2 separate regions of the Mus musculus genome follow, and region 1 is linked to region 2. Evidence: chromatin contacts called from ENCODE Hi-C or POLR2A ChIA-PET data. All regions are on one chromosome and are shown on one strand. The core of a region is the stretch at or near the end of the contact, and the rest is flanking DNA. Distances in the headings are between cores, read along the strand shown.

Region 1 (6,727 bases), core at 856-3,355, 36 kb after region 2:
TATTGAGGAACAAAGAGTAGGAAAATTCTCGTGAACTTTATTACAAGGTCCTCACTGGGGTCAGTGAGAAAGTACATTTTCCTGTGCTTCTGTCACCGCGCCTGTTAACACTAACACTTTTAGCATTTCACTGTTGGTTTTTGTTTGTTTGTTTGTTTGTTTGATTTTTATTAGACACTTTGAACAGGAAATGGACGGAAGCTCATGGTATGGATTGATCACCTGTTGAGAGCAGACTCAGAACCTTCCATCCTGTTAAATATTCAGGAGGGAAGCATGATTGTCCCCACTTGTGGGGTCACTAAGACAGGGAGTGTTTTCATGGCATGTGTGATAATGGCAGTCCTTTCGGTGTGGCATCTGCCTGAGTTTGTGCGACTCTGATCGCCTTGCTTCTAGATCTTCCACAATGGTGAGTCTGGTGTTTCCTTCAGGTCACCTCCACATCTTGTCCCAGGTTCCTGTCCTGAAGACATTCACTGTCTCTTGAGAACAACTGTTCACGATCCAGTCAGTCACTTGTATGTCCAGAGCAAGCCCATCAGTTGTGACACTAAGGCTGGCGGAGGCATGTCTAGTGGTGCAACAGATCTGAGCCGCATGCTTTCTTGCCAGAGAGAAAAAGAAAAACAAAAGCAAGCAAAACATTACCTTATAATAAAGATAAAACTTTTAACTCACGAGTTTGGGCTGCCACAGGGATGGCGAGCACCCAACAGTGATAGGCTGCATGAATAGTCCACCAGGTAAATTGACTTTGATCCGCATTTAACCTGCTGGTGATAAGCCTGGCATCTCCTGCTCTGGCTATACCACACCCCTTTGTATTTGCAAGGGTTGATTATGTGAGCAGTTCTAGAGAATTTGGAAACCATGGAGAACTGCAACAAACAAGCAACAAAGAAGCTGGAAAATCGCAACAGACAAGCTCACCCGGCTACATTGCCTCCCAAACACAAGCCCTGGAAAAGCTTCGGCAAGCCGCTTCCCTGCCCTTTCAAAGGGACGTTTGTAGCTTTATGCGGTTCAGACATAGACTCTTTTTCACTTGCCTTGCTGACAAACGGTCCTTCCTCTCACTGTATTTCTTTCATTGTGGTAATATGTACATAACATTTATCATTTTAACCTTTTTCTAATTTTCCCTAGCACTAAGTGTACTCAGTTATTCAGCCATCAACGTTATTAATTTCTGGAACTTTTCATTATGTATTCTATACCTATAAAATATATATCACAAATCACACTGAATAGCTGAGTAATATTCTGTCACATGCATTTATTGTATCCTGTTTACCTGCAAACACATAGTAGAGTCTTTTTTTGTGTTCACTGCCAGACTTTATGTCTAAGGGAGTAAACAAAATGCGGTCCAGGGGTCGGTCAGGGCTGGAGAGGTGATGGCTCAGCAGTGAAGGGCACTCACTGGCTGCTCTTGTAGGGGAACTGGGTTGGGTTCCAAGCACCCCCATGGTGGCTCACAACTGAGTTTCCAGGGACCTGATGCCCTCTTCTGGCTTCCTTGGGCACCTGGCATGCATATGATGCATAGACACAAATGTAGGTAAAACATTTGTAAATGTAAAAAGGAATAATGTTAAAAGTATTAAAAATATGGTGTGTGTTCTACAAGACTTTAGAACTCTAGGAGGAAGTGGCCAGCGTCAGTCCTGGGGTGCTGTCAGCACAGGGACTGTGGGAGCTTATAAACGAGGGGAATTTGGCGTGAAGTTTCATCTATGAAGTCATTCGTTGATTATTATAAATCGCATGCCTCAGCTTTTTCATTTTATAACGAATTATAATTGTGAGCTATCTGTCAGTATAAATCTCAGGCCACATTTCATAGTTAGCCTTTGTTTTCTCCCTAAAGGAATTCTTGTCATCACCCCCACCCCCCACCCCCCCAATGTGCCACTTTGTATCTCTGTTTGGCCTCAAAATTACTACCCTCCTGCTTCCTCTGTGTTCCAATCCCTGACACTGTAGATGTTGTCTCCTGCTTCTCTGTAGGACAGCATTAATTTTCAGTGTTAAAGGTGTATCTTTAGTGGCTGGTGGCTGGAGTAGTCACCCGTCACGCTGGTGTGTACGTTTCTCATTCTCTTTGGCCCCCAGCCCATATGCTGCGGAGAGGTCTCTGTATCTCAGCTGCTTCTTATATTGGAAAGTTTCTGTTTCCAGAAAACAGAAAAGGTAGTCTAGGACGCCTTGCTCAGCTCATTTAGTTGCTTTCGATTTTAAGAGGTAATACATAGTCTGGTGATACAGAAAATGCAGGGACCTGTCTTTGAACAGGATCATTTTTAGACAGAGTGTTAGCGTGGGCGGTTTGAGATCCGACGAACACTTTTGATATATTCCTTTCATGATAGCTGAAAGATAATGTTAAGCTGTTAACACGTACCTCTACACACCCATGCACGTTTGTGTTAGTGTACATGGGTTTTTAGGATATATAATTAATCCGCCCTTTAAGGCCAAATTCACAGAGCAAAAAAAGGTGTGGAAATTTGGGTCATGGGTAGAGTCACTTGCTTGACATGTGCAAGACCGTCATCGGGATCACCAGCGTTGCATACATGTAGGGTGTTAGCATGGCTGAGTTAGACATGGTGATATCCTCTTTACTTCTGCATAATGGCTCTAACCACAGGACCAGGGGCTGTGATAGCAAGAATCAGAGGGTCTGGGATTCTGGGAACCTGGGAGCTCTGTGTCAAGTGTCGAGCAGCTGGGAAAGTTCCAGGTTTAAATTCTAGACAGTTTCCAGTAATTCAAATTGCAAAGCCTTTCACAGTGTTCTCAACTGTTTCATTTGAGAGCGGAAGGAGTGAGTCCTCGCTTCTTGTTAGTTTTTTATGTTGGCAATTCCATCCTTAATTAAAAAAAAGCATCGGCATTTTCATTATGAAAATGGCTTTCCTGAGTTTACAGCTGGAACCACTACATTTAGTTGTTTAAAACTTGCTGCCATTAGCCTATGCAGTTACTTTTATGTAAAAGCAACCTCAAATTGATTTAGGGCATTCAGGGTTTGGCAATTTCCATTCGCTCATGAGTCACAGGAGACTGGGAGAGTCAGGATGAGCCACGGAAGAGTCTCAGGAGTCTCACAGGTCCACTGCCCCGCAACAACGGGAAAAGCGTCACATGTTCACTGCCCCCTGAAGCCAGGAAGAGTCATTGCTGTTCTTGTTCAAGGAGTTGAGTCTGCCTTTTCTTCAGTTGTTATTAGTTGCTACGGCAACCGTAAGAGCATCCCAGAACAGGTCTTGAAACAACAGATGCTTCTTTTCATGCAGCCCTGGAAGGCCTAGGTCAAGGTGTCAGGTCAGCCTCCCTGCCGGCACACAGATGCCCTCTCTTGTATCTCTGTATGGTTTTCCTCAGCACGCACACAGGCTCTCGGCACCTCTTCCTGCAGCAAGAATTCTTCTGACTGGTTTAGGGTCTACCCTACTAGCCTATGCTAATTAGCATAATCTTTACCTTAAAGGCTGCCTCTTCCAGTAGTCATCTCCGAAGGAGCTGGGTGGTAGGACTTGGACACCGGGATTGTGAGGAGTTGCCGTCCCCAGCCCTCTGTTTAACACAGTGTTGCTTTGTTTGCATGTGGGGAGATTAATATAAAGAAGAACCCCAAATAAGGCTCCGCCAAGTTCGTGTCTGTTATTAAAGGGGAAGGAGGCCAGGCGGAGGAGAAGAGAGTTCAGACTGCTGTGAAGGAGTTTGAAGGAAGGACATTCTCTCTCCGCGTGCTCTTCTGCCAAGTGACCACCTCCTCTGACCTCCGACTTTGCACTTTGCGTTCTGGGGCGGCAGTTTTCTCCATGTGTTAATGTGTCATAAGGAGGCATCCATGCACTGACTGGCCTGAGATACTATGTAGCAATCCAAGTGTGTGTGTGTGTGTGTGTGTGTGTGTGTGTGTGTGTGTGTGTGCCTGAGATACTATGTAGCAATCCAAGTAAGTGTGTGTGTGTGTGTGTGTGTGTGTGTGTGTGTGCCTGAGATACTATGTAGCAATCCAAGTAAGTGTGTGTGTGTGTGCCTGAGATACTATGTAGCAATCCAAGTGTGTGTGTGTGTGTGTGTGTGTGTGTGTGTGTGCCTGAGATACTATGTAGCAATCCAAGTGTGTGTGTGTGTGTGTGTGTGTGTATATGTGTGCCTGAGATACTATGTAGCAATCCAAGTAAGTGTGTGTGTGTGTGTGTGTGTGTGTGTGTGCCTGAGATACTATGTAGCAATCCATCAAGTGAGTAAGTCAGTGTGTGGGGGGTTGGGTGGGGGGATGGGGTTGTTTGGTCAGCTATTAGTGGGCATTCAGGCTGTTTCCGGAGCCACCCCCACTCCAACTCCCAAAGTGGATAGCTGGATTCCCTTTAAAGCCAAGATGGAAAGAACCACTTAATAAAGGCAGTAGGTCTCTGCCTTTGGTGAAAACAGTCTTTGTCTTCGCTTCCTGTTTATTGTTGGCTAGCACTGAGAGAAAAATCTTCCAGCCTCTCCAGAGAGGCCCATGCTGCGCAGGGAGGGGTTTTCCTTGGCCACTGAAGTCATCTCAACCCTCAGCCAGCCGTGCCCAGGAATAGGGGTCCCGTCTGAGTCATTAATTAGCAGGAGTGCCCACTTTCAGTTAAACAGTCTTTCTTGTAAGGACGGCTGTAGCATGTGACCCGCGCCTTTCTGCCTGGTCCTAGTCTGGCAAGGTGGCAAGGGGCCGCTTCTTATGGAATGTGGGCAGTCGTACTTCTCATCAAAGATCTCAGTGTAGGCCAGGAGGGCCAGCAACTCCTGAGGTTAGCAGGTCCCATGAGCCAACCGCTGTGGCTTGGATACTAAGGATGGAACGCTGCTCTGTGTGGCCCTGAGTTTCCCACTTCAGCCTCTCAGCCTTAGGCATCACCTGCCTTTATTGTATAAACTGTGCCACAGTGGTGCCGATGCGCTTTTGGTTTCTGGAAGTGGAAAGGCTGCTCCTCCGAGGCTTTCTCTTTTATTCCAGGCCCACGGAGAGTTCATTTTCACCTGGGACTTCTAGCTGTGAGAAGGGCTGGCAGAGGTTAGCCCTCTTCTAAAGCCATCTTTAGCAGTCCCAAGGAGGTTCCGAGATGGCTTGTGTGTCCACGCTCATGTTTCTGAGGCTCTGATTTTATGGACGCTACGGACATGTTGTGCATATGGGCTTGGGTGCAGGAAACCTGTAATTCAGCAAACGTTTAAAAGGCTGTCTGCAGTGTTTCTAATTACTGTTTGTTTGCTCCACCAGTGCCTAATAAGTGGATTTAAGTAACCTCAGGAGCGAGGAGTGCAATGCTCATGTTACAGGCAATCATGCAAATCAAATTCTGACTGAGAGTTGCAGAGAACACACTGCAGAGCCATTGTTAGAGAAGTATGCCACTGGGTTTTAAATTTAGAACAAGAGCAGTTTGGAACTTTCCCACCTGTCAGGCAAGGACGTGAAGGACAAACTCACCTGAAATCAACTGCTGTCTGCAGACCATTTATAAGTCACCAGCAGCCTCTGGCATCCGGCTGTCTTCTTAATTTAACATGGGAAGGAGGGAGGGGGAGACTTACCAGCTCCTCTTCCCTTCTTTCTCCCATCCATCATTGCCTGTATAGGAACCGGAAATGCAGGTCCGGAACACTGGGCGTCAACCTTGGGTACGGCTTGGCACCAGCTTGGGAATTTTCAGGTGCCCGGGAACCGATCCCCACCCCAAGGTGCTGGCTTAATGTTTGAGATGCAGTCTACACTGGGATTTTAAGACGGTCTCAGGAGGATTATTATATACCAAGATTAAGCCGGCAGGGATTTGAGAGGTTGCTTCGAGCGAGAGAAATCTCAGCCCTGGTTTACACGTTGGTAACAGCTGGAGGTTTGGGAGAGACAAAGAGGCCCATCCAGTAAAACCGCATTCCTGGATGAGGGAACCAGGCTTCTGAAAAGCTCCGGGCTGGGCCGTCCTGGTGTGCAGCAAGAGTCTGGCCCACTGACCGACCTACCTAACCAAGTTCTAACGAAAGGAAAATGGAGAGCCTGGAAGGTTAGAATGACTTGGTCAAGGTCAGACGCTTGTCGCAGAGTCAGGCCTGGGACCCAGGTCTGACACCTCTTCTGGGCTCTCTGTTGCCCAACGCCAGCCGTTATGTTTGTTTATTGTATTTATTGATACCTCCTCGTCCTTCAGGTGATGTTCCTGACTCCAGGAGGCCTTTTCTGGCTCCTCATACTCCTCTACCATCCGGTCTGGGTAAGATTCCCCTGGTTGTGTTTGAACAGCACTTGTATGTAGGTCTCCCCTCACGTGGCCGGTTCTGGAGAAAAGCCCATAACGTTCTTGTGTACTGTGTAACTTGATGGTACGTGTTTGTTAGCTCCGAGGCACCACTTGTTCAATTGCACTGCCCTAAGTTTTGGTCCACATGGGTTGCTAAAAGTAATGAGATGCTATATAGGAGCACTAAGTGTATTTCCTGTGGCCCACTGCATTATGGGTCAGGATCCCTCTGGGGGGAAATGTTCTGCAAGGCAATGTTAATGTTGGCATGATTGAAAACAGGATTTTGGTGACCTCGGATGTTGCTCAGGGTGCTTTGAATGGCATGCTGCTGTCAGGGTGCTGGTGTGAGGATGTCTGATGGAAATACTATTTCATGGAACCGTGCTTTAAATCATCTTTGTGTTCATGCTGAAGATGTAATTGTGAGTGGT
Region 2 (6,802 bases), core at 97-2,596:
GTGGCAGTAACTCCTAGGCAGAGATGAAGCGACCACTGTAAAAACTTTTAGTACCGGACTCAGCGGACTCAGCGCACGAAAATCGCCATGGCTAAATGAAGATGGAAACTTCCTCCTGCAACCCACACACCTCTGGAACCGAGAGTTCACTAAAGCCTTCCCTTCCCTTCTCAGTTCCCAGTCTGTCCTGAAGCCGAGTTTTGCTTCAGAGTCCCCCTGCTTCGGCCTCTGGAGGGCTGGCATTATAGGTCATAACTGGTATTACAGGTCGCAGATGGCATTTCAGGCCATAGGGGTCATTGCTAGCATTACTGGTCCCGGCCTCTCTTCCTCTCTCTCCCTCTCATAGTCTCCTCATCTTCTCAAGATCTCCAGAGTTCTGCACTTACTTTTCATGTTACAAGTAGTCTTCTTTGGTAAAAACCGGAGCTTAAGGAGCAAGGAGAGCGTCTCCTGGACGTTTTCTCTAATTTGTACTGTCCTTTAGTGCATATTCGTGATTAAATTCCTGCGTTATTATTGATCGCAATGTTTTTTCCCTTCAAGTGAGAACATTAACTATGAGGTTGGGACTATAGATAAGTGGAGAGTACTCCCTTAGCACGCCAGGGGTGCTGGGCTGGACTCCTAGCATCTGAGAGGCGAAAGAGGAAAAGGGTAAGAATATAAAAGAATAAAACACACAGTGGATGTAGTAGTGTCTTGTCATTGAACATTGACTAGGAACGGGCTCAGGAGGCAAGTGCTTCTCCAGGGAGTGAGCGACAACCCGGGCACTGCAGGGAAGCCACCATTCACCAGCGTCCTTGAGAGCAGCTGTGCAGACCCAAGGACTTGGTACTCCCGCCGCATCTGCGCCCCAGTCCTTGGGTTGTCAGGGCGGCATTCCTTCACTCTCTACCGTCATTTCCCCCTTTCGTTTCTTTGTCCTTCCTGGTACTACAGTTTCCCATATTGTCTTATTAAAGAGTTTACACGTAGCTATGGCGTGTTTTGTTCGGCCTAGTTCCGGGGCTTGGAGGGCACCCCGCGACCACTCCCCGCATGTGCTCCTTCGGGCGGGGGCACAGGGGCTCTCCGTGCGCACGTGTGTCGTTTTCCTCCCCCACACTAAGCGGGCACCTTGCAACGTCTCGTCATTCTGCAGATTAAAGACCCTCGTGAGCTCATAGAAGCCGGCCTGCCTCTGCGGCTGCAGCGCTCCCCGCAGGCGCGGCGCGGCTCGCCCGGCTTCTGCCACTCCCCTTCCCCCAACCCCCCCAGCCCGACTTCCTCCCAGGCTCCTCGCAGCCGGGGCGGTTTGATCTGGGGCGGGAGCGGCGGCGTCCCTCTGGGCATGCTCAGTCGCAGGCTGAGCAGCGCCTGCTGAAGCAGAGCGCGGGCGGAGCGCAGCGGGGCAGTGCCGAGAGGGCAGAGCGGAGCTTGCGGCCCGAGCCGAGCGGAGCCGAGCGGAGCCGAGAGCAGCCGAGTGACGGTCTCCGGGAGACATGCAGATGATGACTAGGAAGGTCCTGCTGAACATGGAGCTGGAGGAGGACGACGATGAGGATGGAGACATTGGTGAGTGCCGGAACCGGGGCCAGGGCAAGGGGGATCCGGGGCGGACGCCTCTGCGCGGAAGCCGAACCTCCCAAGCAACTTCGGGTCTTTTTCCTGCGTCCGCTCCGGGCGGTGTTTTGGGGGCCCCTGCTCCCGGGTTCACGACACACCTGAGCCGGATTCTCCGAGGCCACAGGCTGCGCCGCTGCACCAGCCCGCAGAGACACAAACAAAAGGGCTGGAGCCGCGGGCGCGGGGCAGGGACGCGGGGCGACGCCGGGCGGAGGACCGTGGCACGTTTCCATCAGGCCTCCTGGATGTCAAAATGTTCCCTCTCAAGGCCTCCAAACACTTTACAAAGTAAATTTAGGAGTTGGGTGTGGCTTTTCCTTCCTTTCAGGTTTTGCTCACAGACCAATCAAAGGAATTTGGTAACTCCCAGGTCTAGACGAACTTGGGAATTCCACGCCGCGATTTAGCCTTGGCCTTTCATTGTGACAGCGGTTTATCAGGCACTCCTCTTTGTGGAGAGAGCAAATAGTATTCCTTTTTAAGGAGAGGAGAAAAGTGTGCCCAGGTTAGCCTTCCTGGAGCCTCACACTGTCAAGTAGAAGTTTCTGATTTCCCAGAGTTGAGCAAGTTAAGGCTCTGCACCTGGCGGCTGATTGGGTAAAGGATGTAGGATGCTCTTGTCTCATGAGACTGAACAGTTAAGTGACCGTTTACATAAAATACCACCCACGGGAGCAGCGTTAAAAAGTTACACTCGTATTAGCACAGTTAGTTTCTTAGGGAAATATTCTTGTCTGTCATAGTGAGGCACTCAAGTGAGATCCAGCCGGAATAGAAATTGACATAAGCAAGAGGCTCTGAGTGTAAGCCCTTGCTGCCCTCAGATTTCAATTTAGAAAGAAAATCTAATTTGGTCTAGCCTCTGTTACATGATAGGCATCATAGGTTGTCTTCAGACCCTGCCAGTAGGCTGGCTTTGCTTTTACTGACCCATGTAATTCATGCTTGTTCCACGAAGTAAAACAGCCGATGTAGTTAACTACCTCTGCCTCTTCTTACTGTAGCCTCCAGTATTTAGATTCATACTTTAGATAGCAGACAGCCTGTTTGGACAGGCAACGTTTAAGCAGGTCCTGGCAATTTTTGGTTGTCCTTTATTGAATTATGAATTTCATGTGGATCATAGTTATGTTTTTGTCCCAGACGTTTTACCAAACCTATGAACGTTTATGTTACTACAGAATTATAAGCCTTCTTGAAGGTTTACTGAAGTAGGTTGATAGACTATTATGAACTAATTCTAAATCCAACAGTGGGAGAGGAGGCGCTGGTGAAATGGAGGACTGCAATTGAAACCTCTGCCTCCAATCTTGTAGTGTTAAAGCTCTTGGTTAGTCTCTCTCTTCGGGACTCCTCACTAGAGGGAGCGTTGTATAGTTGTTTAAAGCATAATCAGCGCCCATGTTAATTTCTGTTAAATTTTGCTTAGCTTTAAAATTCAGAGCAGGAAAGTTACTTTGACACGAGGCCCCAACGTCATCTAAGGCAAACCTCAAACAACGAAAGTAAACCATTTTAAAGTAGAAGATGTATCACGGAGGTGTTCCACCCGCGTGTGTGAAGCCGAGTCTTCTGGGAGGCCGGGTTGCCCGGCTTTATAAACAGTTACTTCAGGTTGTTGCTCGGTACTTAGAGAACTAACTCTGGCCGTTGTTCAATATTTAGGTACCGCTTTAGGTGCAGGAGTAGCCTCCTTGCCTGGCATGAACCCACATGGAGAATTGAAAATGGTATCTTTCCCATGGTTGTCTTCCTTGTTAAGTCGTGACCATCGGAAGTAACCCAAAAGGTGCAGTGATGAGTGAACCCATGGGGCACAGTTTTTTGTTTTTTGTTTTTTTGTTTTTTTTCTTTTCTTAAAAACTTGCTCAATTTTACCAAGGAGCCACAGAAGTCCTGTGTGGGCAGCGGTTGCAGAAGTGCCCTGGTGGAGATGGCTGTAACTGCAAGTCTCGGAAATGCAGAGTGGTCTGTCCTTGGCAGCTTTTGTCTCCACACTTTCCACCTCCAGTTTGTCAGTTGATTCAGCATCACTTCCTCTTGATTTAAAACGTGATATAGGACAGGTGAGATGACTCAGGGGGTAAAGGCACCCGCTACCAAGCTCCAGGACGTGAATTCAATCCCCATGGAGGACGTGAATTCAGTCCCCATGACCCACATGATGAAGGAGAGATTATTATACTTCCACATATTCTCTGACCTTCATTTCTGCTTTGGCTCTCTTACACCCCCCTCCCCCATCTTAAAAAAGGAATAGCAATAGCTTTCATGGCAGAATGTAGATGCTCTTGGTTAATATATTTCTTCAGTGCCTCTCACTCCTCTATAGTTTGTATAATACTATACAAAACTATAGTTTGTATGATAGGTTTAAAAAGGCTTTTATTTTCTTGGATTACCTGTGGCTCAAACTCTGCTAAGGGAAAGTAGTCCTAGACCTGGCTGCTCTCAGGAAGGACTCAGGCTTCAGATGGATGCGTTTGAAAGCTCTCGGTTTGCCGTCCGTTTCTGGTCGTTGACTTTGTGGTTTCTCAGACGGATTGTCTGTCGCCTGGGAAATGGACCGAGGCCATGTTAGATGATGGCCCAGCCATTTCTCTGTCCTCTTTCGGTGTGGCAGTCTCAGGAAGACTTATCTACCCATGTAAACTATTCCCGAGGTCCATTTCATGTTTAATCATCCCCCACTCTAGTCCTGGTCTGTTGGACCTCATGAACAGTGGTGGAGTAACCCTTCTGGGCTAAGGGCAGATGGCTGTGGGGTAGATGGGGCAAGGCACACAGCCCTGTCCCAGGGCGGGGGGTCCCTTGAAACATGAAAAGTCCCTTGTAGAGGGTGGCTTTATTGAAGTGTATGCGGAACTATGGGAGGACGGCAGGAAAGGGAACTTTCCAGAAGAGGTGGTGGTTAGGCTGTGGAAAGCCTACGCGGAGCAGAGATGCCAGGCTGGAAGGACATGGAGGGACTCTCCTGTGAAGAATCCTCCAGACATTTTAAAGATCTTGAGCTGTCTGTAACTTGGGAGCCCTAGAAAGATGTCTTAGAAGTAAGGAGGAGGGAGATGGTACTTACTGTAAACCCTCCCAGGAGTTGGGTTTAGAAGTGGCTGCAGTGATCCAAGGTGTAAGGGTTGTGTCCCGGAGCTTACAGGAGGAGGAGCATCTCCAAGCATCCCATTCTAGCTGTCGAGTATAGTGTAAGTCCGCCTCTTGAGCTGAGTGGTAGGAAGGATGGGTGGGGTGGGGTGGGGTCTGTGAAGTCATACTTTTCTTGGCTGCTTTGGCTTGGGCCATTGCTTCCAGCCTCAATTCCTCTCTTTCCCTGTGAGTCATCCTCCTCCCAAGCCTGTTGGAAACTCCTGTAGGTAGTGCTGATAACTGCTTCTCTAAAAGACCCCAGTGCATTCTCACACCCCTTGTTTCTAACCTCTATATACTTAGCCTTCATTTATTTGTTCTGCTCTTGTGTTTCATGATCTTTACTCTTATTATCTCTCTATCACGACATATCTCTCTGTGTGTGCTATTATTTATTATGCTACTGTATGTGTGTGTTATTTACTTATTTTTATTTTATCATTTTGGAGACACAGTCTCTCCTAGGCAGGCTGTCTCTTTGGACTCTTTAAGTAGCTGAGGCTGGCTCTGGACTCCCGATCTGCCTCCTGAACATACGATTACAGGCCTGAGCCACCACACCTGAATGACTCACTCCTGAGATAATTGGACATAAGACTTAACGGTTTTATAGCTTTGTAGAAATCTCTTCTGTGTTATCTGAAGAATACATACTCCTAGTTCTTCTGCTTCATTGCACACCTTATTGCCATAATCATTTACTAGGCTGTAATCAAGGGTGTGTCAAGAGAAGTCCTGGTACGGAAGTAGTACAGAGGAGAAAGCTTGGAACCTTGCCAGGCTAACTGTAGAGCAGTGTGGGCGGCAGAGCCATCCAGGAGGCCTGGGAAGGCAGATGATGGGGCTATGATTCCTAAAGACACAATGGGTTAACCTCCAAATGAACCCAGTACTGCTACTCCCAGCTTATGCATTATATTTTACATTCATGTGTGTATGTGTGTACATGCATGCATTTTTTTTTTTAACAAAAGAATGAGGATTTAAAAAACCAAACAAACTGTGATCAAAGTCTTTTCTCTTTCGGCCTGGCCTTGCTCAGTTCCACACACTGTCATGTCTCGCTGTCCACATTCTAACTTCTGAGTCAAACAGCAACTTTCCAAAATGTCCCCTAGCCTTTCTCAACTCTTTGGCAACCTCACTGTTCTGCATGTGACAAATGAGCCCTCAGAGAATTATTCTGAAAGAGCATGTGGGGGCGGGGCTGCCACCATGGCATGTACGGCTGGTTCCCCTTTCCCCTTTAGAAGCCAAGAAATTTGGATCAAACACTCCCAGAGACATCTCCACTAGAGATATGGTTTTAATCCTGAGGTTTGCGGGAGATAATTCTGTATTATTAGGAATTGCCTGCTATGTGCCCATGGTAGAGGGTGGGATTGAACTCCGCTGGTAGTGTTTGTAGTGCACTAGACTGAAATGAGTGTCTTTTAGTAGAAGTTTTCCTGTAGCGAACGCTTTGTCTCGCATCACCAATACCTCTTGACCAAAAGCTGTGGTCTCACTGTGAGATGCTTCCTGTTCCTCGTCCTGATGCTTTATCACATAGTAGGTGTTTTAGGAAAGCATTTGTTATAGGGCTGATTTAGGTTTTCATGTCATATGATTTAAGCTGCCTGATCCAGTTTAGACAGGACATTCAGGCCTGGGTCCGTGGGAAAAGAGGCTAGTTTTAGAACAAAGAGGAGACGCCTCTAAGTCCCTTCATCCGAGGCAGTGTGCTTCTGGACTGATCGATCGATCGGTAAACTTTAAGATGGAGAATGTGGGGATTTAATACAGCCACACGATCACGATATGCTCTTATGGCCATTGTTAGGGAACCCCAGCCTCTTGCATGCCTGGCAAAGGCACCACCCCCGAGCAGCCCACCCACCCGGCCCAGGTCATTTCTATGACTCCTTTTTGCTTTTGCTTGGCTTTGCCACTTCAGCTTTGCAGCTAAAATTAATTGGCACCAAGAATCCCAAGAATCAGCCAGTTTGAAGAGCATAAGAATATGGCAACAGTGGATTTTGGATGTGGGCCAAGCAGCAATGAAGATACC

The links. Hi-C counts contacts between places; a loop is a spot of excess contacts on that map. ChIA-PET counts read pairs that join two places held with the same protein, here RNA polymerase II (POLR2A).
Region 1: a loop to region 2 is called in a map of heart, with 2.9 times the contacts of the local background. The contact joins the enhancer-like site here to the promoter of Ano6 in region 2. A Hi-C loop is called at or near these places in 9 of 37 maps with a recorded cell type or tissue (T-helper 17 cell, gastrocnemius, heart and 1 more). POLR2A ChIA-PET finds 5 or more read pairs at or near these places in 3 of 5 experiments (Patski and embryonic stem cell).

The regions. Positions count from the first base shown.
Region 1 is chr15:95,824,441-95,831,167 of GRCm38, forward strand. All of the region lies in intron 1 of Ano6 (anoctamin 6), which reads left to right. Gm17546 (predicted gene, 17546) reads right to left here and starts at 5,632. Exons shown (of 2, transcript NR_155277.1): 1 at 5,486-5,632; 2 at 19-603. Within about 2 kb of position 2,106, at least 1 of the 3 ENCODE cell types and tissues checked has a DNase peak (open chromatin) inside an H3K27ac peak, as active enhancers do; it is gastrocnemius, where a contact is called at or near this core.
Region 2 is chr15:95,789,497-95,796,298 of GRCm38, forward strand. Ano6 (anoctamin 6) reads left to right here and starts at 1,347. Exons shown (of 20, transcript NM_175344.4): 1 at 1,347-1,560. The coding sequence starts at 1,488. All of the region lies in intron 1 of A130051J06Rik (a long non-coding RNA gene), which reads right to left.